Regions from separate parts of the Homo sapiens genome. Here region 2 is linked to region 1. Evidence: chromatin loops called from intact Hi-C (ENCODE). Cell type or tissue: dorsolateral prefrontal cortex. All regions are shown on one strand. Each heading gives the region's core, and the rest is flanking DNA. Links, peaks and the distances in the headings are about the cores only.

Region 1 (12,725 bases), core at 2,071-10,070:
TGAGACAGAACCGTCCCGAGCAGTTCAGTTCTGCAAATACGTGGAGGAAACTTCCCCAACCAAGGCCTGTGCTGCAAAGAGAGAAGTAAAGTGGGCCAGCCCTTCCCTGAAAGATCCCACAGTCCTGGGGTAAGAAACCCTTGCCCGTGTGGAACAAGAAAAGAAAGACAGGTTTCAATGCTCATAGGTCAATCCAGCAAGGCATCTTCCAGAATATCTGGGAAAGACTACAGAGGTAAAAGTCAAAAGTTGAACCATGAGGCATGGTGAGATTTGTGGAGAGAAGGTAGTGAGGTTGGCCCCAGCAAGACTTTCTGCAAAGGCAAAGGTCAGAAAGTGGGGAAAGCATGACAAGCACAGGAAGGGTGCAAAGGAAGAGGCTGGGTGGAGAGCCTGGTAGGTCCTGGGGCAGGAGGGCATGGCGTTCAGTGGAAGTGTTGGTCCCTGACCACGAGAGACCTGAAGTGCAAGCTGTGGAGTGTTGGCTTGATCCTCAGAGCTCTGCCCCTCCCTGAGAAGCCTCATGAGTCCCCTATATCAGTAAGGGTAGATCCAATCTCATAGAACAGAAAGTTCAATACAAGAGAGCCTTCGACACAGGGATGCACTCCTATACTCTACTTAAAGGAAGTTTGAGAGATAAACAGTCCATGACTGATACGGAAGTTCCATGAAGTCAATAGGGTCCACAGAACTTTCCTATTTCTGCTACTCTATGGATATTCATAGCTTATATGCAAATACTACTTCATTTTGTATAAGGGACTTGAGCGTTTGTGGATTTCGGTATCCATGCGGGTTCACTTCCTAGTCCTCATGGCCACTTCATAATCCAGGATGGCTGCGAGCACCACTATAACATCCACATTCCAGGTAGCTAGAATGAGGAATGGAATCAGAGCACAAAAGGTGTATATTCCTCCTGAACCTGTTCTCTACCCTGAAGCCTCACCAGAGACTTCTTATGATATGACATTGATCTTTACTTTATCACATGACCTCACCTAGTAAAGGGAGGGTGGGCAAAGTCATCTTCCTTCTAGGGAGCCCTGTATCCAGTTAAACTGGGGGTTCTGTTTCCAAAGAAGAAGAGAAGACTAGATAGGGGGTGGGCAGCAAGCAGTTTCTGCTAGACCCTGGGTTTTGTCTCTTCCAAGATCTTTAAGGAAAGGAGCACGAACGCTTATCTATTCCTCAAACAACGATGCTTTGGCCAATTCAAAGGCCTTCTATTCAGCAACTCACTGAGGTCCATTTTTGGCCCTAATAAACCATCTCACTCCTGCAACCTCCTTGAGGAGAGTGGGCCCAATGAATGTAGTCTCCTCTTTAGGAAGAGACAGGACTTTCTGGCTGTCCTCAAACTCTCCTGCATGATGGCACCTTGGTGTGGAATGTCCTCTGACCAACCATGGCCCCTACTAATGCTCACTGCTAAACCCAGCTTCTCTCTCCCCTTTCCACAATGCCCATGCTTTTTGAGAAATGTTTTGAAGGCCTCTTTCATTAGCTAACTCTGATGCTGGGGAAACCAGGAGAGTACCTGGGGGCAGGAGGGTGAGGAGGCAGCTGTGTGGTTGACAGACATTTTCTCCCAGGATCCCAGATGTTGGAGAGGAAGATGACAGGTGGGATAGAAGCACATGAACCCTTCACACACCAGGTTCATGCCTCAAACAGTAGCATGGTTTTGGCAAATTACTCATTAAGTAAAGTAAAGCCCCAGGTTAAGGGGTATAATTACAGCCTCTGCATGTGTGGGCAGAAGGGTGATGTTATCTCGGAGCAGGACTCTGCTGTCTCCTGGGAACTGGGCCTTCCCAGTCTGGGGCCTCATGGGCCCCTTGGCTGGAATTTTCAGTTTCACAGGCTGAGATTTTTAATGTATTTTCTATTTTCCAGAGAGGGAGGACAGAATTTATCTTGAGTGTTTGTTACCAGCCTTGTGGACCAGATAATGAAATATGAGAGCAGACAGCTGAGATGCTAGAAAGATGGTCATCTGCAGTGGCCCCTAGACTAGTGAAGCCCTTCAGAGGCTTCCAAGAAAAGGTTCAGGATCAAAGGCACTCTATTTGAGAGACCTTGCAGAGCAACCAGTACTGGCATGGAGTCAACTTTGAAAGAGAGAAAATCCTGTACAGTAAAAGCCACAGTGGCACTTCGTGACATCGCTCTGCTAGTGGCATTGAGAGCAGCTCTCAGGGCCGCATCATGGGTGGTGTGAGGACTGATTCAGGGCTGGGCTGCCCAGGTTCAAATTCCTGCCAAGGTGGAACCCTCAGCGGGTTATTACAGCCCTTTGTGACTCAGTTTCCTCACCTGAAAATAAAAATAGTCCTAGGAGGTACCTCACAGGGTTCTGAAGATTAAATGAGCTAACATTTGTCATCTTCCTTCTAAGGTGACAAGTATTGGCTCATTAGAATGGGTTAACTCGTTTAGAATGGGGCTCAGGCTTGGTGGCAGGGGCTGTTAGAAATCATGACTAAAGAAATTATGGGTAAAAACCATGTGTCCCTTATCTTTGGACACAGCCATGTTTTCAGAATTTAAAAGGCCCAAAGCCACTGATTAAAGGGAGGGTAAGGAGCCATCTATGGCAGCCCCTACGGCTAGGTGGTTGGTGAGGCTGGGGGTAGAGCACCTTCATGGATTTAATGACCATGCATGATTGCATGCTCACCTTTGAGCCAATCACTGTGGCTTGGGCAATGGACTGCTCTGATTGGTCAGCTCTGGGTCATGGGGTAGAGTCAGCCTTGCTAATCAACATGAATGACAGCAGAGTTAAGGCAGTTCCCAAGAGAAGACCAGGCAGGTGTGGCCAGAGATGGGAATGTCAGGGTTGGGCAGGCTGAAAAGGTCCCTCGATGTCACGGCACCATTGGTGTTAATCTGCAAGCAAACATGGGATACTTAGCTAAGAAGGGAGACCTTTAACACGGCCACGAAACCCGAATATCCAAGTCATTAGAGTGGGAAAGGAAAAAGATCACCACCCGTTGGTGCAGTGCCAGTCCTCAGGCCAAAGCTCGATGGAAGGAAGAACTTTCTAGAACCATGTGCAAAATGAAACAGGCCATCTTGCAAAGGAGGAAACTCTGTTATTCCCAAGGTTCGAACCATGGCTGTGAGTTTGCAGGGATACTGTAGACAGGGTTTTATCTTTAGGAGGGCTAAGCTCCTCTAGTGTTTTCCAAACATCTCTCACAATTTTATCCATTTCCCTTTGCACCATCTGTACTGTAATCTATGAAACATTTTTATTTGCCTACATCTGTGTGTTTTACTTATATACATGGATTTAAAAGAAATATATACTTTCCAGGGGCTAGGGGCAGGGAGGGAGTGAGGAGTTGCAGAGGGTATACAGTTTCCATTCAGAAGATAAACAAATTCTGGAGGTGGATGTGGTAATAGTTGCACAACAGTGTGAAAGCATCTAATGCCACTGATCTTTCCACCTAAAATAGTGAAAATGATAAATTTTGTGATACGTATATTTTGCCACAATACAAAAAAAAATTTCACTGAAAAGAAAAAATAAGAAAATACACACATGTAAATGTCATCATCATAAAATGGAAAACCAGAATCATTTCCCTAAATAGAAGGAAATAGTAAGAACAAAAGCAGTAAGAAGAAAATATTGATAGTAAATTCTAGCCGAATACCCACAGAGCACTGTGATCCTGATAACCTGACCTCTGATTTTTCAAATGAGTATTAGCAAGGGCTATGAAATTTATTAAAATGTATTAGCATTAACCTTTGACTTTCTCCTTGATGAGGTTGAAAGAGAATTGATCTGGGAAGAAGTTTTTCTTGGTATGAGTCAATGTTATTCTTGGTCAGGGTCTAACTCCCTAAAGTCATCTTTGAAGCCCCAGCAGTTTTTTTTTATTGTCTTCCCTCAATTTCCAAGGAAGAGCTGATGTTGGAAGAATTGGGAGAACTAAGAGGGTGGGACATTGGGCCTTTTTCCTCCTTTTACCCTTTTCCTCTTTTAACTAAATAGCTTAGTGTCGATCCGTTTTCATCATGGACGTTCCCACAGACTTTAGATTTTATTTGACAAAAGAGGTCTGTGGCTCTAAAAAAAAAATGTGTCTGGAAACTATTGGTCTCAATCTGGGAAGATGCTGCTAACTTTAAGATTCCAGGATTCGTCATAATCATGATTATTCTCATTCTCAAAGTAAACATACCCAATTTCCTTCTGTTTTTTTTTTCTTTTTTTTTTTTTTTTTTTTTTTTTACAATTTTAAATGTTTTTCAGACCAAATTTTCCTTGCTTCAAATACGCTTCCCTTTTTTCTTGTAATGAACCCTATTTTCCTGGGCGAGCCACCCCTCCTCCACTCCCTGTGCAGGTAGTTTTGTTGAGTCCAGGGCTATGATGTGACCTGGGTCTGACCAATCAGAAGTCTCTATCCCATGACCACAGTGATTGGTTAAGATATGCACATGTGACCCAGTTAAAGTTACTAAAGGCCAATTCTCAGGTATCGGCCTCAGTAACTGCAGGAGCAGTGCTCTCTTTCCACTGCAGTTGCTGAGAAGTTACGATGCTGAGCTGGAGCAGCCGCTGGCCACCTTCATACGAGTGAACATCTACCCTAAAATATAGCCAACTCAGGGGAATGCACAGTTTAAAAATAGAGAAAAAGAGCCACATGGTGACATCCTTTGAGTTCCTGGATCCAGCCACACCCAAAGCAAAAATCCCCATCCTGCTTCAAGTCTGTGATTCAATGAAACACTTGGTTGGATTAAACCAACTGGGGTAGGATTTTCTGTCACTTGCAACCACAGAATCCTGATGGATACAAGACACTCTTTCTCATAGAGCCTCTCTTGAAGCTGCTATTTGATTACTGCATGGTCTTCTAAATAGTAAATATAAAATATCACACTTGGAAAGAACCCAACTTTTAGGCCTTTGGTGGGTAGATTTTTTCCTGAGGATTCAAGTCAGCAGCCTAGAGACCATCGTGTGTCAAGGTCTTAACCTCAGACACTCGCTCTTCTTTGTTACTTTAAAGCTGTCTAATGTAGAAACCCCTGAGATGCTGCTCCATAGACATGAGAAGACAGAGTCCTCGGGCCCTGCGCAAGGTCTGAGGCCCATCACCAGCTCAGCTTCTGCCCTTTTGCAAAACACTGGTCTTTTTGTCTCTGATGATGTGAGTCCATTGCTCACATATCTGGCTGTTTCATCCAAAAAAAAATATTTTACTTTTGGCTTAAAAGCCCATCTCAACATAAACATCGGAGCTCCCGAATGTTGCTCTAACAGCTTGACAACTCTGTAGGTGTAGAGCTGGCTGCCCGCCAATCCAAATTTTTCTGCTTCTTTCTTTTAATATAAACAGAGCCTTTGAAGAACTGTGGATTCATTGAATGAACAAATGAACTTGTTTACATAAAACATGCAGGAGGAAATTTCCACTGTGCTTCAACATATAATTTCAGTCTGTTTTTGGATGGGCTGGTGCATTATGGAGATTGTTTTTCTAGACCAGGATGCTGTCCTCCATATGGTGGCCTCATTGTTCACTCCAGTCGGTAAGTTCAAGGTTTAGCTATGAGGGGAGAAGGGGTACAAAATTAAATTCTGCTATGTTGGTTCACAAAGAACAGACTCGAGTTTGGAAGACCCCTGACCAATTATAGGAAAGAAAGAAATGGAAATGTGTTTTTTTCTTAGTGTATGATGTTTTATAGAAACAGAAGCAAAGGTCTTCTGGCCGGCTCTTCTGACCCTCCACTCCAAATATGCACCCTGAATCTAGTGATTTACATTAATTTGTAGAAGTTAAAACAAGCGAGGAGGTCGCTCAGGATGGGTTGGGTAGGATGATTAATGATAGTTTTATGTCATTTCAAGAAAATAAACATTGCTTTTCACAGGCTTTGTGTGCAGCCCTATGAATCATCTCTTGGTTAATAAAGAGGCTCCTCCCATCACTCTATTTGCTGGTGACAAATCACTTTAGGAGGGGGTGACAGGAGTTTTCAGAAAATGCCTTGTGTGATGATGTGAAATCCAGAGATAGAATATGCCGGTGGAAAGTTCAGGGAGGATGAGAGGGTGTGTATTAGTCTGTTCTCATGCTGCTAATAAAGATACACCCAATACTGCATAATTTATAAAGGAAAGAGGTTTAATGGACCCACAGTTCCACATGGCTGGGGAGGCCTCACAATCATGCAGGAAGGCAAATGAGGAGCGAAGTCACTTCTTACATGGTGGCAGGCAAGACAGCTTGTGTAGGGGAACTCTTCTTTATAAAACCATCAAATCTCATGAGACTTATTCACTATCATGAGAACAACGCGGGAAAGACCTGCCCCATGATTTAATTATCTCCCACTGGGTCCCTCCCATGACACATGGGACTTATGGGAACTACAATTCAAGATGAGATTTGGGTGGGGAAACAGCCAAACCATATCAGATGGTGTGGGCATGAGATGCCGGTGGTGGGGGATGTGTGGTATGGGGAGGTCTTGGGAGGAGGTGGCCATGCCAACACACCCTTGGAGGATATTGGTACATCCATGGGTCTGCAAAGGTCTCACACATTGGTAATCACCAAGGTGGATGTAGGAAATGCTCCTGTTTCCTCCCCTATTGTTACCAATGAGGACTTTTTATCATGAGTTGATGGCGAGCTGGTTTGATCAGTAGTTGGAAGCGGTAAAGTCTACTTATAAAATATATAAACAAGCCCTCTTGCAAGGAGTTACATTTTATTCTTTATTTCCTGTGAATGGTTTATAAATTAATACCTCTAGGATGCTACCTTCTGGGACACCAAAATCAAATCACAGAGTTCTTTAAAAAGTCTTCACATTTCAGCTTCAGCTAAGGGCCTACTTGTGCTCCTCCAGCCAAGCCAGATAAAAATTTAAATGATGATAATAATAATAACAGACTACATTTAGTGCCACGCACTGTTCTGAGCATTTCTGCACTTTAATTCAATCATTACAACAACTATGTAAGGACCACTTAGTCCTATTTTGCCAGTGAGGAAACTGAGGCACAAGCAAATTCAGCACCTGGCCCACAGTAATGGATCTAATAAAGGATGGAGCCAGGATTGGAACCTGAGTGGATGTTAGGGCCTTAGATGAGATTGAAAAAAAAAAAAGAGTGAGCCAAGAGCTTCAGTCTTTACTGAATAAAGGGGACTGAGTGGGATGTTTCCAGATGAGGGGCGGAGAATGTTGGACGGGAGTTAAAGACACATGGCAAGAGCTTCAAGCAAGATGTGCTTTTGAAATAGGAAGAAGGAAAGTGATATATTGATTGTCATGAAAAACAGAGAGGGGGCTGACCCTGCCTCTAGACTTGGAGCGCCTGAATTGTGAGGGAAACAAAGAGAGCTTCCTTGGAGAGGGGCTGCTTGTCCTCAAAGAGAGTCAGATTACAGGCAAGGCTGGTCCGTGGAGGGACTGGGAGAGTCATCTGGAGATGTTAGGGAGAAGGGGGGATTGTTGATAAAATAATTGTCTTAAAGATTTTAGGAGGCAGAGAAGATAATAGTGGACGGAAGGGTCAGATGAAGCAAAAATTAGGAGAGAGGGTAAAAAATTGTGTTGATAGAGACAAGAACTAACTTACAGATAAAAGGAATCTCTCAAGGAAAAAAAAGACAATGCAGCAAGGGAGCAATACAAATACCGAAAATAATAATTCAAAAAAACTTCCAAAAACAAAACCTTGGAAATTATTTGTTAAAAGAGCAGGCTGCATCCTGTGAATAGTGACCCATCATGACCAACACCAAGTTCAAGTAAAATTGCTGGACTTTAAAGAAAATGAAAACAAAACAAAACAAAAAAAAACTCCCACAAATTCTTTGGATCCATGATTGAAATGTCCAGAGGGGATCTGATGGATTTCAGGCCTGGCTAGATCCAAGGGCTTAAATCTTTTCATCAGGACTCGGCCTTTCTGGCTTTTTAATCACTTATCTCTGTTTGCATTTTGTGGCTCCCTATGTAGGCAAATTATCTCTATATGGTGTCTCCAAGCATTTCTCAGCTTCTATTATCACAACATAAAATCCAGCATAAAAAGAATATCTCTCTTGTTTAACAATCTCAACATAAAATCCAGCATAAAAAGAATGTCTCTCTGTTTAACAATCTCAGTGACAATTTAAGACTTGCATTTTGATGAACCGACTGGGGTCCTAGGCAGCTGGTGAATCTGATGCTCTGATTGGCCAGGCCTGGGTCACCTACTCACACCTAGGGTCAGTCCAGGACACCCGAGTAAGGTGAGAGTGAGAGACAGGTGGTTTCCCAAGAAAAACACACATTCTGACCTCAAAGGGAGGAGAAATGGATAAAGCATAGGCAAAACAATTTCTGTCCACTCAAATTATTAACCTCGGCTTTCCTGCTGATGCATTTTGGTCTCTAACCTGGGAGGAGACCGCTGGGCGGTAGCAGAGGGGAGGATGGGTTGGTGTGTGGCTGGAATAGGATTGTGTCCAACACCCTGTTTTCCTATTAAGGAATGTGTCTGGCTTTTGTTCTGGGTTCCTAGGGGGAGCTTGCTGATTGGTGAACACGTCAATGTGTATGGAGGGGGATGAGTCCTGATTCCACGAGGCAAGAATATGGGAACTCTACGTTTGAGACCATCCCAGACCTCACCCTTTGTGCCTCTTCATTTGCCTGGTCCTGATTTGTAACCTTTATAAGATTGTAACCATCCATATAGCGCTTCCCTGAGTTCTGTGCATTGTTCTAGTAAATTATGAAACCTGAGTGGCTCGTAGGAATCCTTGATTTGTAGCCAGTTGGTCAAAAGTGTGGGTGGCCGGACTTGGAGCTGGTGTGTGAAGGGAGGGCAGTCTTGTTGGGGACCGTGTCCTGAACTTGTGGAGTCTGCACCAACCCAGGTGGCGTGCCTGGGAATGGCGTTGAAGTATTGCAGCATGCCTTCCTCACTTCTTTCTGAGGGCACTTCAAGTGAGGACTTGGAAATGAGTCCCAGTCTCAGCAGATCGCACAAGTCTGTTCTCAATCTTATTGCCACAGAAAGGAACACGCTAGCAGCAGGCACAGCCAGGACTGAGCCCAGGTCTGTCCATTCCCCTGGCAGAGCCAAACCTCAACGGCACGTGGACCATGCAAGAGCTCCCTTTGGCCATTGGCATCCGGCTGTTTCTCATCCCACTTGGCTGATGCAGGGTGAGAGGGACAAGTGGGTGCTGCACCCCTCACTTGTGGGTCCAGCCACCCACACTTTTGACCAACTGGCTACAAATAAGGGATTCCTACGAGCCACTCAGTTTTCCTAATTTACTAGAACAATGCGCAGAACTCAGGGAAGTGCTATATGGATGGTTACGATCTTATAAAGGTTACAAATCAGGACCAGGCAAATGAAGAGGCACAAAGGGTGAGGTCTGGGATGATCTCAAACGTAGAGTTCCCATATTCTTCCCTCGTGGAATCAGGATGCATCCCCCTCCATACACATCAATATGTCCACCAATCACCTTCCTCCGCTGGGGACAGAGGTAGACAGTGGCTGACAGGGAATGCGGGGAGGAAGGAGCCTACATGAGCCTCAGTCTTGCTCAGCTCCCCCAGACAGGTGAGAGACAATGACATTTCAAGTACATGGCGTGCCTGGAAATGAATGACAGATTCCTCCTGAAACCTGGAACTGCTCACAAGCTGCTCTCGTGTCTCAGGGCTTGGGCCAGGCCGACTTTGACATTTACCGCTTACCTCTTCATCCCTCCTCCCTCCTTTCTTGTTTTCTTCTTAGGCCTGTGTTCCCACACTGCAAAGAGAAGGCAGTAAATGCCCATCTAATTTATCAGGGCAGTAAAAAGTATTGGGATTCATGACCAGAGGATTGTTCCGGAACAAAAATTGTGCAGCTCACCTCACCTTTCCTTGCACTGTATCTTTTTGGAATCTAAGCACGGCGAGCAGGGCACATGAGGACACGGATTCCCTGAAAAGCCCTTGAGTAATTCTGGCTTAGGCCATTAACCTTACACAGGCATAAGAAATCAACATATTTTACACATGTTCTTGTACCCCAGCTAGTACATAGATCAATGTAACTGACCTATAACATGCATATGAACCAAAATACTAGAAATCTTGTCCTGGGCTATCTATAAGGTGCATATGAACAAAAATACTAGAAACTTTGTCCTGGGCTGATCTATTACATGCATATGAACCAAAATACTGGGAACTTTGTCCTGGTGTTGTCCTGAATAGGACTTCTTCCAGTCACCAGAATGCCAATATCATTAGCAGACACTTTCCCATTTAGCAGCGAAATGGCAGGTCTGTGGGGATGCTACTGAACCATGTTTGCTTTCATGGGGTGGAAACCTGCTTGGCTCTGTCTCTGGTAAGTTCAACCTCAAAATATTTACTCTTAAATGGGTTAACTATTTTCTCCTAACCACACTGAAGCTAGCAGCAAAGGACGAACAGGTAACTTTAACATTCATTTTCCCAGGGAAGAAAGTAATTCATCACCCCGTAGCGGCCGGCTGGCGGGCCAGGCTGAAGACTGGTGTGGAGCGAGCCAGCAAGGCTAAGGTTGGCCTAAGAGACCACAGAGGGTGCCAGAGCCACAGAAAAGGCATAGCCTTGCCCCCTGGCAGAAAAAGAGGGTGAGAAAAACCCTGGCTTCTCCCTTCTTCCATGCTCCATGGCCCCAGCAGTGGCTTGGACTGGCCAAACCTGGCCCAAAGACAAGGGAGTCTGGGGAAGCTGGGGCCGGGCTCCCTGGGACAGAGCCCAGCAGAAGGGCAGGCAGTGGGCCTGAAGACAAATGCACCATTAACCAGTGACCAGCACAGAGAGAGTTCAAGACAGTTTAAATAATGGGCCTTCCTAGAAGCTGGACTTTGACTAAGCAGGTCTCTCAGGTGCATTTCTGAATTCTGCTGTCTGATATAATTCTCCCAGTAACCCGCCTTAGAAGAGACTATTTTTTCCCCAGTTATGCTGGCTTCTTGGTAGTGTTGACTAACAGAAAAAATATACAGTCCAGTTCATTATGCGAGAAATAACAGAATTCCAACTCAAACTGACTTAAACTACAAATGGGGACTTATTGGCTCAAGTAACAAAAAAGTTCAAGAAATTCCAGCTTCAGGTATAGGTAGATCCAGGGGCTTAATGTGTTCAGGAAGCCCTCCAGCTCTTGGCTTCCCTCTATATTGGCTTCACTGTCTGGCAGGCTCTGCCTTTGTGCTGATAAAGATGTATCCAACACCTCAAGGGTGAAATCCTACCAGATCAGCATTGCCAGCAAGAATCTACAAAAGTCTCAGGATTTGCACAGATTGGATCAGCCTGGGTCCAGTGCTCACCCATGAACTAGTCAGTGGGCTGGGAGAAATGGAAGACAGGGCTAAGCCAGACCCCTATCCCATACTACAGCCTGACACATCGAATCGCATCTCCAGAAATGAAAGGGTCCTGTGTGTCTGATGATGAAGCCCGTCCCTTCTCCTCCTTGTGTCCAGTCAGCTCAGGTTTTCGGGTCTCTCCTTTTCTGGGATCCTTTCCTGGGGAAATAAAGGGACATATTCCAACCAGGAAGGTAGGGAGTTCCCGGTGATACCCAAGTTGCATGGAGAACTCCCTGGTACACCCAAGGAATCCTGCCAGGCAGTTAACAGGGGATCACAGTGACTTATCCCTTTGTTCAAAAGGAAAATCATCGGTTTGGGCTGGGCAGTGCCTCTCCCTGTGCCAAGTAATCAGATGTTTCCTGAAGAATCCAAATTAGAACGCTGAGCTCACCAGGTCTCGTTCGAGATGTCTCTCATCACTCTCCCACCAAGAACACCAGCCCTTGGCTCAGAGCTGTCTCTGACCACTGCAGACTCGACAGAGAAGAACTCGCAGGCTGGTCTGTTAGACCGCAGAGAGCCAGATCATGATCCTCACTTTATGGATAAGGACTCGGAGGGGTTGTGATGACCATGGCTCTCTGCCACGTCTGTCTCTGCCTCTCCACGCATCTCTTCTACTTTGTTCTGGTTTGTGCATCTCTCTGTTACTCTCCTTTGCACTGTCCTTCAGCTCTTGGTAAATGTTTGGGTCTCACAATAAACATTTCTTAAACATCTACTGTAGGCTGGAGGTAGTGTTGGATTCCAGGGAATATAAATCTGAAACAACAACATCTCCATCTTTGTGGAATCCACCCTCCACTGTGGAAAAATTGATTTAAGATACAGCTTGCAGATATTATAGGGAGAGGATGTTTTGAGAATTCCCCAGAGAGGGACATGCTTCTGTCTGCCTTGGATAATCAGGGAACCATGAATAGACACAGATGTGATAGGTGGATTCTGAAGTAGGAGTTTTCAGGTTGCCTTTGAGATGCATTTCCACCAGATTTTTCCTTTCTCATTTTTCACTAGGACCCCGAAAAGAAAGTGCAACCTTATGGTTTGAAGTGCAAACTCAGGGACAGACTTCCTCGTTAATTCCTGGCTCCCCTACTAGCTAAGTAGCCTTCTGGAAGATGACCTTGAGAAATAACTTCTTCCCAGCCTCAGTTTATTCATCTACACAATGAGGATAATAGTAATACCCATCTTATAAGATTGGTGTGTGATCTTATAAGTCACACACCAGTCAGGGCAGCTCAATTGCTATACCAAATGACCTCCAAATCTAGGGTGATTAGATTTAGGTTTGCC
Region 2 (12,725 bases), core at 3,025-11,024, 64 kb after region 1:
CTTCCAGCTCCATGACCCTCACACTAGAACAGCAGCACCGGCTCCACCCTGGGTCTCCAGATCCATGACCCTCAAACTAGAACAGCAGCACTGACTCCTCCCCGGGTCTCCAGCTCTACAACCCTCAGACTTGAGGAGTTGGAGACTCGGGGAGGAGCCAGGGCTGCTTTTCTACTTTGAGGGTTGTGGAGCTGGAGACCCAAGATGCAGCAGCTGCTGCTATTCTAGTTCGAGGGTCTTGGAGCCAGAACCTTTTTGAGGAGCTGGTGCTGCCTTTCAAGTCTGAGAGTCATTGAGCTGGAGTTCCAGGGAGGAACCGGTGTTGCTATTCTAGTCTGAGTGTAGTGAAGCTGGAGACCCAAGGAGGAGCCGGTGCTGCTGTGTAGTTTGAGGGTCGTGGAACTGGAGACTTAGGGAGGAGTTGGTGCTATCGCCCTTTAAGTCAGAGGGTCGTGGATCTGGAGCTTTGGGGAACAGCCCGTGCTGCTGTTTAACTGTGGGGAGGGTCCGGTGTGTCAATTGAAGTTTGAGAGTTTGGGAGCTGGAGACCCAGGGAGGAGCCGGTGATGCCATTCTATTTTGAGGGTCGTGGATCTGGAGACCTGGGGAGAGGCCGGTACTGCTGTTGTAGTTTGAGGTTCGTGGAACTGGAGACAGGGGGAGGGGGCGGTGCTGCTGCTGTTCATGTCTGAGGGTTGTAGAGATGGAGACCCAGGGAGAAGCCCGTACTACGGCTTTTTAAGTCTGAGGGTCGTGGAGCCTGAGACCCGGGGAGGGGCCAGTGCTGCTGTTCAAATGGTTCCTCCCCGGGTCTCCAGCTCCATGACCTTCAAACTAGGACAGCAGCACCAGCTTGGAGCCAGAAACTTTCTGAGGAGCCAGTGCTGCCTTTCAAGTCTGAGACTTGTAAGAGCTGGAGACCCAGGGAGGAACAAGTGTTGCTGTTCTAGTCTGAGGGTAGAGAAGCTGGAGACCCAAGGAGGAGCCTGTGCTGCTGTTCATGTCTGAGGATTGTGGAGCTGGAGAACCAGAGGGGAGCTGGTGCTGCTGATCGTGTTTGAAGGCTGTGGAGCTGGAGATCCCAGGAAGAGCCGGTGCTGCCGTTTATATCTGTGGGTCTTGGAGCTGGAGCCCTAGCGGGGAACCCGGTCCTGCCATTCATGTCTTAGGGTCGTGGAGCTGGAAACCTAGGGAGGTGGTGGTGCTGCTGTTCTAGTTTAAGGATCATGAAGCTGGAGACCTGGACAGGAGCTGGTGCTACCGCTGTTCAAATCTGAGGGTCATGGAGCTGGAGCCTTGGGGAGGTGCCGGTGCTGCCTCTCAAGTCTGAGGGTTGTTGAGCTGGAGATTCAGGGAGGAGCCGGTGTTGCTGTTGTTGTTGGAGGATTGTGGAGCTGGAGGCCGAAGAGGAGCTGGTGTTGCAGTTCAAGTTTGACGGTCGTGTAGCTGGAGACCTAGGGAGGAGCTGGTGCTACCACCGTGTAAGTTGAGGGTTGTGGAGCTGGTGGCGCTGGGGAACAGCCAGTGCTATAGTTGAATTTTGAGGGAGCTGGAGACCCAGGGAGTAGCTGGTGCTGCTGTTCTAGTTTGAAGGTTGTGGAGCTGGAGGCTTGGTGGGAGCTGGAGCTGCCTCCCAAGTCTGAGAGTCATTGAGCTGGAGATCCCCAGGGGAGCTGGTGCTGCTGTTGTAGTTTGAGGATTGTGGAGCTGGAGACCTGGGGCAGAGCTGGTGTTGGAGTTGGAGTTTGAGGGTCAGGGAGCTGGAGATCTGGGGAGGAGCCAGTGCTGCTGTTTAAGTCTGAGGGTCGTGGAGCTAAACATGGAGCCAAAGTTGGGGAAGTAGAGAGAGAGAGTTACAGGATGACCCTGGAAATGGTAGACGTAGCTGTACCCCAAGCAAGCTAAGCTTGGGAACTTCTCAATGCTAGTGATCAGTGCATTCTTTTTCCTCTTACACAGTTTGGATTTGTTTTCCATCTCACGAGACAGAAAGATCCTGATTAATACCCTTAGGAATTGAAAAGCTAAAAAAACTAAAGGATGTTGGTAATAATAATAATAGGAATTAAAACATGATTATCCTGGCTGACAGAGACAAAATCACACACACAAAATATATATCTTTAAATCAGTTAGTAAAATAAAAAATAAATGGAAAAATAGACCCAACCAAAGCTATAAAAAGTTGTTTCATGGAGAAGCGATGGAGGACAGAGATTAATCTGAGAGTTGCTATTAATGAAAAAACTTTAAACTTACCATTTTTCCCGTGAGGTTTGGTGTAGAATGATATTGTGTGAGTTCTGGCAGCTGAGTCACTTCACACAGCCCGGTGATGCAATAGTTGTCACAGAAGGACCCTCTCCCAGTTGGTCCTGCCTCTCTGCTACAATGAGTGTCGCCTCTGATCCCCAACAGCTGACTGTGTCTTGAGACCACGCCCATGAGCACAAGAGTTTCCACGGTGAAGGTTCCTGGATGGAACGCCGTGGATGTTCCTAATGTTCCTTCCTGATGTTCACCTGCCATCTTGCTATTTAATGCAATGTCTTCTAAATATTGAATAGAAAAAAGTATTTGTCCAATATGGGCAAGGTATGAAGAATATGAATACACTGGACACACAGACAGGGAGGGGCACCCACAGCAAACTCCCTTCGCCTGGGAGCAGGTGGGGTCCTTGAGTCCTATGTCACCTGTTTCTTCCTCCGCCTTGGCCTACAGGCCCCATGTGATCTGACCTCTGCCTGCCTCTCCGACTCCATCTCCCCTCCCGCTCCTGTTCTTTCAACAATTATGTTACAGCCTCAGTGAATATCACAAGGACCCTGAATCACGGTGGCTTTACTAAGACAGAGGTTCATTCCTTTCACATGAAAGTTCAAGCCAGTCGGGTGATTCTTCTCTGTGCATTTTTCAGGGTCTTAGGGTACTTCCATCTTGCTGCTTTGACTTCTTTAGGGTGTAGCTTCCCCCACAGTGTCCATCCTATCTACTACCAGCCAGCAGGGAGGGGAGAAGAGAACAAGAGGACACAAATCTTCCTTCCTCTAATGGCAGTTGCTGTGCACTGGCCTCATGTGCATTGGCCACTGCCTGGTCACGTGGCCACTGCTGGGGTGCTGGGAAGTTTTCATCCTGGATGCCAGTGCCCACCTGGGTGACTCCTGAGATCGAGGGCAGAGAGGACATGAAAGAGAGTCACTGGCTCTTCCCACCATCATGCACGTTGCTCCAGTCTAGGGCGACCCACTGCCTCAGCTTGCTTAGGACTGAGGCGGATGATGGGGCACAGACCTCTCAGTTTTATAATAGGGGAAGTTCTAGGCAAATCATCCCAGCTTGGCTGAGACTCAGAAGTTTCCTGGGACATGGGATTTCTAGTGTTAAAACCAGGAAAGTTCTGGGCAAACCGGGACAAGTTGGTCCCCTTTACTCCAGACCCACTGGCTTCCGTTCTGCTCCTCCAGCAGGCCAGGCCAGGGCCTGCCGTGGGGTCTTTGTATCTGCTGTTACCCCATCTGGGATTCCCTTTCTGCAGCTCTGTGCGGTGCTCACTCCTCTTGTGTTGAGGAAAGGCTGCTCTCTGGGTGTCCCCGGGTGCCTGGTGTGCTGTACTCAGCACTACATGCTCTGTGAAAATCCCTGCATGCTCTTCATAGAATGAGATCGGTTCTTTCCACCCTTCCCTGCCCACTTCAGTTTGAAAGTCTCTGAGGATTATTAATTTTTATTCTCTTCAGCGCTGAAAGATACATCTTTTTCCCTGAATCTGTGGCTGTGTTCATGCATAGTCAGATAAATCTGATATTGATAATAACCTGAATGAAAAACATGTATTAAATCCCAAGATTATAATGTAGGAAGCAGGGATTCTGAAGAGATGTGTAAGCCTAATAAAGACCAAAGGGTGTGGATTAAAAGGAAATATGGGGTGGAGAAACATTTCATGAAATAGAACCCCACCTCTTGTGTGAGTTAATTAGTACAAGCTTTCTAGAGGGCAATTGGCAATTGGCCAATGAAAGTGCATAACTTTTGGTCCCAAATTCATTTATAGGCATTTATCCCTAGGAAATAGTCAGAAAAATACACAAAGATGAATCTCTAAGGATTTTTATAAGACGAAGTAGGAAGTATGAATGCCCACTGGTGTTCCTGCACCCTGGCACCAGTGCTCCCCTCTCCTAGTGAGTGGGCACAGGCTACATTTTCCCAGGCTTCCTTGCCATGAGTTGTGGCCATGTGACCAGGTTCTGGCCAATGGGAGGTAATAAAAGTATTGGGTGGCATTTTTGGAAACCCCTTTCTGTAACTTCTGTCTTGATATGGTTTGGATGTTGGTCCCCTCCAAATCTCATGTTGAAATGTGATCCCTGATGCTGGAGGTGGGGCCTGGTGGGAGGTGTTTTGGTGATGTGGGCAGATCCCTCTCACAATGGGTTGGTGCTGTCCCAGTGGCAATGACAGAGTTCTTGCTCTGAGTTTATGGGAGATCTGGTTGTTTAAAGGGCCTGGCATGTCCTCCTCCCTCTCTTGCTCTTTCTCTCGCCATGTGATGTACCTGCTTCCTTTCACCTTCTGCCATGATTGGAAGCTTCCCGAGGCCTCCTCAGGAGTTGATGGTGGTGTCATGCTTGTACAGCCTGCAGAACTGTGAGCCAATTAAACCTCTCTTCTATAAATTACTCAGCCTCAGTTATTCCTTTAGGCAATGCAGATGGGCTGACATATATCTTTAGTGTCATTTCTTAGTTGTTCATCCTTTGACCTGCTTCCTGGAATAAGCATATGATGGTTGGAGCTATTCTTGTCACCTTGAACCTTGAGGATTAGGCTTCTACCCTGCGGATAGCAGAATGTCCTCTGGAAGGAAATGAAAGTCCCTAACGCCACCCTAGACTGACAACTTCCAGTTTTGTTTTTACTTTTTTGTTTTTTGAGACAGAGTCTTGCTCTGTTGCCCAGGGTGGAGTGCAATGGCGTGATCTCAGCTCATTGCAACCTCCGCCTCCCAGGTTCAAGTGATTCTCATGCCTCAGCCTCCCGAATAGCTGGGATTACAAGTGTGTGCCACCATGTTCAGCTAATTTTTTTTATTTTTAGTAGAGACGGGGTTTCACCATGTTGACCAGGCCAGTTTCGAAATCATGACCTCAAGTGATCCACTCGCTTCAGCCTCCCAAAGTGCTGGGATTACAGGTGTGAGCCATTGCACCCATCCCAGTCTTGCTTTTTGTGAGATAAATTTCTATCTTGGCTGAAGTTACATCACTGATAGGGGATATAACCATAACTGGATAAAAGGTAGGAAATTGATTTAATACTTATATCTACACATGCCCATACCAAAAATGATAGTGATTTGTTGTTATCTATGTGTAGATATGGACACAAAATATTATTTAGAGTAAGTAAAGCTCTTTTTTTTTTTTTTGAGACAGAGTCTCACTCTGTTGCCCAGGCTGGAGTACGGTGGTGCAATCTTGGCTCACTGCAACCTCCGCCTCCCAGGTTCAAGCGACTCTCATGCCTCAGCCTCCTGAGTAGCTGGGACTACAGGCGCACACCACCACGCCCAGCTATTTTTTTTTTTTTGTATTTTTAGTAGAGACAGGGTTTCACCATGTTGGTCAGGCTGGTCTCTAACTCCTGACCTCAGATGATCCGCCCTCCTTGGCCTCCCAAAGTGCTGGGATTACAGGCGTGAGCCACCTCGCCCAGCCAGCATTGGTATTTTCTGACTGCTGATGGTAGGAGGTGCTGTTCCCAGTTGCCCAAAACATCCTAATCAACCCCCAGGGAGCCACAGATGACAGGAATGTCTTTGAACCTGGACAACTCACAGGATAGTGGGGTCTGCATGGAAATAGGAAAGTCTGGGGAGACGCTGTATCGGGGATGGGAAAGAAAAGGTAATTTTGTTTGAATCTTCCAGGTTTAAATGGACAGCAAATAAAGTCTGGGGCTTGAGAGAGAGGCTAGAACTTAAGTAGATAGCAGGTGGGAGGGATCCAGAGGTAATGGTTTGGAGATCTGCCTCAGATCTGTTTTGGAGAATCCTGAGTAAATGTAGACTTTAATCCTTTTCCACATAGTCAGATATTACTTTTAGGATGTTGTGAACTCATTGCCTGGCTTGGTTTTTGCACTTGCATAGCCTGGTTAGAAAATAAATTCATGGCCGGGTGCGATGGCTCACGCCTGTAATCCCAGCACTTTGGGAGGCTGAGGCAGGCAGATCATGAGGTCAGGAGATCGAGACCATCCTGGCTGACACGGTGAAACCCCATCTCTACTAAAAATACGAAAAATTAGCTGGGTGTGGTGGCAGGCGCCTGTGGTCCCAGATACTCAGGAGGCTGAAGCAGGAGAATGGCGTGAACCTGGGAGGTGGAGGTTGCAGTGAGCTGAGATCATGCCACTGTACTCCAGCCTGGGTGACAGAGCGAGACTCCGTCTCGAAAAAAATAAAAATAAATAAATAAATAAATAAATAAATAAATTCACAGGCCAGGCGCACTGGCTCACGCCTATAATCCCAGCACTTTGGGAGGCTGAGGCTGGCAGATCACGAGGTCAGGAGATTGAGACCACCCTGGCTAACACGGTGAAACCCTGTCTCTACTAAAAATATTTAAAAATTAGCTGATTAGTCGGGCGTGGTGGCGGGCACCTGTAGTCTCAGCTACTCAGGATGCTGAGGCAGGCGAATGGCGTGAACCCAGGAGGTGGAGGTTGCAGTGAGCCGAGATGGCACCACTGCACTCCAGCCTGGGTGACAGACCGAGACTCCGTCTCAAAAAAAATAGAAAAAAGAAAATAAATTCACCTCCCTTGTATCAATATAGTCACCAACCACTTCCCGCTGGAGAACTCCTTCCCACTCTCCTGTGCATTTGTTTACTTTTTGAAAAGCTTTTTTTTTTTTTTTCATTTTCAATATTTCAAAGGCAGCTGTTGCCACAGTCTCTGGGAGCTTGTGAATCAGCAGAGGCCTGCAAGGAATGATGGATCTTTGTGAAGCCGGAGGAGGAGGGGATGAGGGCAAAGGGGCCAGGAGCCCTGGAGAGTGGATCAGGAAGGACAGGTCCAAGCAGAGTCAGAGAGGGGTGCAGGAGAGTTTTGGGGATACACAGACTGCTGACTCCTCCACCTCTTAAAATATACACATCTAACAACTTAAAACAAGAGGGGATCTTAGATGAGAGGTGTGTTACTCTGTTTTCACACTGCTGTAAAGATACTACCTGAGACTGGGTAATTTATAAACAAAAGAGGTTTAATTGACTCACAATTCCACATGGCTTGAGAGGCCTCAGGAAACTTACAATCATGGCAGAAGGCCATGGCACACTCTACATGGCCACAGGAGAGACAGAGCAAGAGGGGAGGTGCCACACTTTTAAACCATCAGATCTCGTAAGCACTCACTCACTATCACGAAAACAGCATGGGGAAATGGCCCCCATGATCCAATCACCTCCCACCAGGGCCCTCCCTTGACATGTGGTGATTACAACGCAAGATAAGATTTGGATGGGGACACAGAGTCAAACCATATGAAGAGGAAACTGGGTCATGGAGATAGATGCCCACTTTTCCAGAGTCAGGGATGAGGGTGGCATGGGAGCCAGTTCTCTGAACTCTTGCCCATTGCTCTCTTCCTCTCCCCCATCACCTTTCCTTCAGAATGAGATGTGAAATCAGCGGAACATTATAAGCAGATGAATCATGAGTCTGCTCTGTGTATCAATGTATCACACAGAATGTTCTGACAAGGCGAAGAGGTCAGGATGGGGGTGGCAGGTGGAGGACAGGAGGTGAGAGACCAGTGAGGGGGTTGTTGCAAAAACTGGATGAGAGCTAATAGTAGCTTGGACCAAAGTGGGAGCAGTGGAGGTGGTGAGAAGTGACTGGACTCAGGATATATTCTGAAGATAAAGCCTACACAATTTCCAGGTGGACTGGATGTGGCATATAAGAGAAAGGAAGAAGAGAAAGATGGTGCCCAGGGTTTGGTCCTGAGCACCTGGAAGAATGGACTTGCTTGGGCCGAGATGGGAAAGGCTGCAGAAGAAGTAGGTTTAGACAGAGGATGTCTCAGTCTGATCAGGCTTCTATAACAAAATTCCATAGGCTGGGAAGCTTGTCAACAACAGAAATTTCTTCCTCACAATCCTGGAGGCTGGGAAGTCCAAGATCAAAGTGTCATCAGATTCAGTGGATGACGGGGGCCTGCTTCCTGGTTCAGTTAGCACCTTATCCCTGTATCCTCGCCTGGTAGAAGGGGGTGAATGAACTCCCTTGAGGTTTCTTTTATAAGGGCATTAGTCCTATTCACGAGGCTCTACCCCTAAGTCCTATTCACCTCCCAAAGGCCCACCTTCTATACCGTCACCTTGGGAGTTCAAATTGCAACATATAAATTTGGGGGAGGGGAGTGCATAATCATTCAGATTGTAGCACAGGAATAAAGAGTTTCATTTTGAACAGATTAAGTCTTGATATGTCTGGACAGCTGAGTGCATGAGTTCTGAATCCAGGGGAATTTCAGGCCAGAGATACAAATGTGGGAGCTGTGCGCATAGAGATGTTTAAAGCCTTTATCTTGGAGAAGATCCCCCAGGAAGAGAGGATCAGATCTTCTCAGATGGGCTTCCTGTGTGGTCTTGGGACTAGCCCTCCACCTCTTGAACCTTTTGTTGAAGCAGCCTGGGCAACAAGAGCGAAACGCCATCTCAGGAAAAAAAAAAAAAAAAAGGAAAATACCAATGTTTTTAGGAAAAGACTGGGGAGGGCAGCTCTGGGCATTACATATTCCAATTTCCTATTGCAGAAAGCCAGTTTGGCTCTATACCCCTCCATCTACCTTCATCCCTGCCTATTTGGTCCAACCTTTTGCTTGTCAGTAAAAATATGGATTAAAGAACTTGATCTCCAATATCCTGTCCTGCTCCATTGTTCTAGAATAGAAGAGGGTCTTCAGGATTGACTGAGCCAGGTTGATAAAGTGGATGCTGCCCACAGATCAGTGTTTATCTGCATTAGGGTGAAGACCTGGATATACATGGATTATCACCAGGTTGACAGACCCTGATGCAGGTGGAGTGAGACATGGGATGCTCCCCGGTGCTTCAAGCTGCTTAACTGGAAGCATCAACAGCCAAGCCTTTGATTAGCTCCTGTTTTCTACAACAGGAAATCAGAACCATTAGACAAACCAGTCCAGCTGGGAATCTCAGCTGGCATTCCCCACAAGACCCACCACCTCTGTGATCAATCACATCACCAGGAAGGTCACTGGCAACCTGTTGATCAGCTGGTGGTGAAACCAAGTGCTGCACATGCAGCCAGGCCATGCTGCTTGGCATCCCGTTCCCTATTATCAAGAGCCCTGTAATTCTTACTTCTGCCCAGGGCCCTATAAAGGCAGTCATTTAATAATGATTTTACAGAACGACCCAAGCTCTGTGGGGGTAGGGTAAACTTCTGCTCTAATTACACAATAGCTCCAGCTGGTGCCTTAGAAATGGGGCCCTGAAAAATAGGAGAAAGTCTTTGTTTCCAGGTCAGGCAGGCTAGGCTGTTTGTGGAGAGAGAGAATAAAACGGGGACTAGAATAGACTGAAGAGGTATGTTGGGTTGGACTGAAAACTGCCTGGCACCCAAAAGGTCAAAGTCAGGAGGTTGCCTAACAGGTTGTACTGATGAGACCAACATGAAAACCTGTACATGTATCCCTCCAAGAGACAGTAGGTGTGATGGTTAGGAACACGAATTCTGGAGACACACTGCCTCGGTTGGAATCCTGGCTGTCTTTTTGTACCTGTGTCACCTAGGACAAGTGATTTAACTTCTCTGTGTTTAAAAGCTTCACATGAAAAACGGGTACAATAATGGCACCGATTCCATCAGATTGCTCTGAGGATTAAATGAGTTAATATACATAAAGTCCATAGACCAATACCTGGAGCACCATGAGTATTACACAAGGCTTGCTGTTCCTAAGGACTGAACCCTTAGCCAGATTCCAAATTTTGCCTACTATTTGAAAAATCGCCTGTGACACATCCGGACTCAGAACGCTCTCAGTACATGAGAGGAAGAACTCAGCTCATGGATTTCTTACCTCTAGTCTTGCTCTTTAATCAGATAAATCAACACTTATTGATTAGGTGGCTGCAGTGTGGGCAGCTCTGGGCCGGATGTACAGAACCTTAAAATCAAGATGTAGATCCAAGACACAAACATGTAACTTGCTGAACAGAAAGAGTGGCACCAAGTGACATTCAGGATAGTGATGGGAAAAGTGTCACAGGGCAGCACATGGTCAGTACCCAGATGCTCAGGCAGAGAGTGAGAGGTGCAGGAATTTGAACAGAGTATTAGCAGATGACCTACTAGGAAAACCCAAGAGAATCTACAAGAAGTTTTGGAGCTTGTAATTGTGGCCAGAATTCCAATGGGCTACACAATTAGCATGTGGCCGGGCGCCATGGCTCATGCCTGTAATCCCAGCAATTTAGGAGTCAGAGGCAGGCAGATCGCTTGAGTCCTGGAGTTCAAGACCAGCCTGGGCTATATGGTGAAACCCCATCTCTACAAAAAACACAAAAATTATCCGGACATGGTGGCACGTGCCTGTAGTCCCAGATACTCGGGAAGCTGAGACAGAAAGCCTGCCTGAACACAGGAAGCAGAGGTTGCAGTGAACAGAGATTGTGCCACTGCGCTCCAGCCTGGGCAACAGAGCCAGAACCTGTCTCAAAAAAAACAAAAGCAAAAAGAATGGTAGTTAAACCACAAACAGAAACAAATCCAATTTTAAACTGCAACATACAACATTTTGATATTATTATAGCAAGTCTTTGGGATCCATATGAATAAAACCATAAAAACAAAAAATCAAATAATAACATGCATAGCATGGGAGTTAATATTGACTTGATACCTATTTCCTTCCTCTCAATCTATAAAATGTGAAATTCCAGTAAATTATCATGAGGGAAATGGTCTATAGTGAATTTGAAAACTTAAGTCATAAAAAAATCCTTTTTAGAAAAGAAAAGAAATTATGGATTTAGCTATACCAGGTATTCTCACACACGGAATTGTAATAACTGAAGTGTCAGGCTGATTGGAAACAAAGCAAGAAAACTCAATAGAAAATTCAGAAAAAGACCTGCAGATATAAAACTTTGCAATGTGATAAAGGTTGCATTTCCATTATTTGGAGGAAGATGGATTATTCAATAAATGGTATTCAGATCATTTTGAAGGTGCTTAATGATCTAGATAAAAATATTAAATCTGATCCGTATCTCATTTGTACATCAAAATACACTCCGGATATGTTGGTAAATTAAGTGTAGAAAACATGTAAGTCCTGGAAGGAAATAAATGAATTTTACATAATATTGGGGGATTTGTAAACATAAATATGGAAGGCACAAAGAAAAAGTTTATTGGATATAAGAAACAATAATGGGAAACTTTTCTTTCGATATCTCTGAAATTTATTCATTTTTCAATTTCATAAACTTACTCTAAGGTACCATTTCTTGCCTGAATTCATTCATTCTTTCTTTCATTGAGTGGCTACTATATGACAGATATTGTTCCCGGTGCCAGAAATACAGTAGTTTTTAAAAAGAGCAAAACTCCTGGCCCTTATGAGGCTTGCCTTCTAGCAGGGCAGACAGAGTAGGAACAGGATAGATAAGTAACATACACAACATGTCAGATTGTGTTTGGGTTTATGAAGAACAATAAGGGAAGAGATGGAGATATAGTTTGCGGGGAGTACTTTGCAATTTTAAAAAGAGAGGTCAGGCTGGGCATGGTGGCTCAAACCTGTACTCCTGGCATTTTGGGAGGCAAAGGAAGGAGGATTTTTTGAGCCAAGGAGATTGAGATCAGCCTGGGCAACATAGTAAGACCCCATCTCTACAAATATTTTTGTAAAATTAGCCAGACATGGTAGCACACCTCTAGTACCGGCTAATCAGGTGGCCAAAGAGGGATGATTGCTTGAGGCCAGGAGTTCAACACCACCCTGGGCAATATAATGAGACCTCATCTCCACAAAACATAGGAACATTAGCTGGGCATGATGGTGCACACCTCTACTCTGGAGGCTGAGGTGGGAGGATCTCCTGAGCCCAGGAGGTCAAGGCTGCAGTGAGCTGTGATGATGCCACTGCATTGCAGCCTAGACAACAGAGACAGACCCTGCTTCTAAAAAAGTGGGGAAGGGTGTCAGGAAAGCTTCTATGAGAACTTGACATTTGAGCAAAGCATTATAGGAAGAGAGCAGGTGATTATGTGGATAATTTAGGCAAAATATTCCAGGCAAGGAAACAAGGAAAAGGCAAGAACAAAGCCCCTGTGGCAGTTGTGTGCCTGACAGTGGTTGAGGATCCTCAAGGAAGCTGGTGTGGCTGAAACTAAGCAAGTGAGGGAGAAGAGTAGCAAGAGATGAAGTCAGGAAGTATTGGGAGCTGATCATTTGGGCTCTTGTAATCTATTCAAGGAATGTTGGCGTACAACTTCTTCCAATGAGAGGCTGTAGAGCATGGTGGTAATCTGGTGAATGGATGAATGGGCAGATGGACGGGCAGATGGGGCGATAGGCAGGTGCATGAATGAGTGGATGGGTGGGTGAGTGAGTAGAAGGGTGAAGGGGTGGGTGGATGGTGGGTGGTGGATGGGTGGGTGGATGG

The links. A loop is a pair of places that touch in the nucleus more often than their neighbours do. Peaks named below come from ENCODE experiments on the same cell type or tissue, not always from the same donor. Only the 100,000 strongest peaks of a DNase experiment are listed, where the experiment ranks them.
Region 2: it touches region 1 in a loop (3-fold over the local background); 4 of 110 quality-filtered maps call a loop at or near these places.

Annotation. Positions count from the first base shown.
Region 1 is chr20:48,173,460-48,186,184 of GRCh38, reverse strand. No RefSeq gene overlaps it. Among named protein-coding and RNA genes, the nearest start is that of LINC00494, 180 kb to the left of the region's middle. RefSeq lists enhancers at 10,149-10,649, 10,650-11,150. In dorsolateral prefrontal cortex, for the core only: no CTCF peak of the experiment used is centred there; a DNase peak (open chromatin) is centred at 5,334.
Region 2 is chr20:48,109,957-48,122,681 of GRCh38, reverse strand. LOC105372640 (a long non-coding RNA gene) reads right to left here and starts at 2,406. Exons shown (of 2, transcript XR_936803.2): 1 at 2,260-2,406; 2 at 1-1,813. In dorsolateral prefrontal cortex, for the core only: no CTCF peak of the experiment used is centred there; no DNase peak of the experiment used is centred there.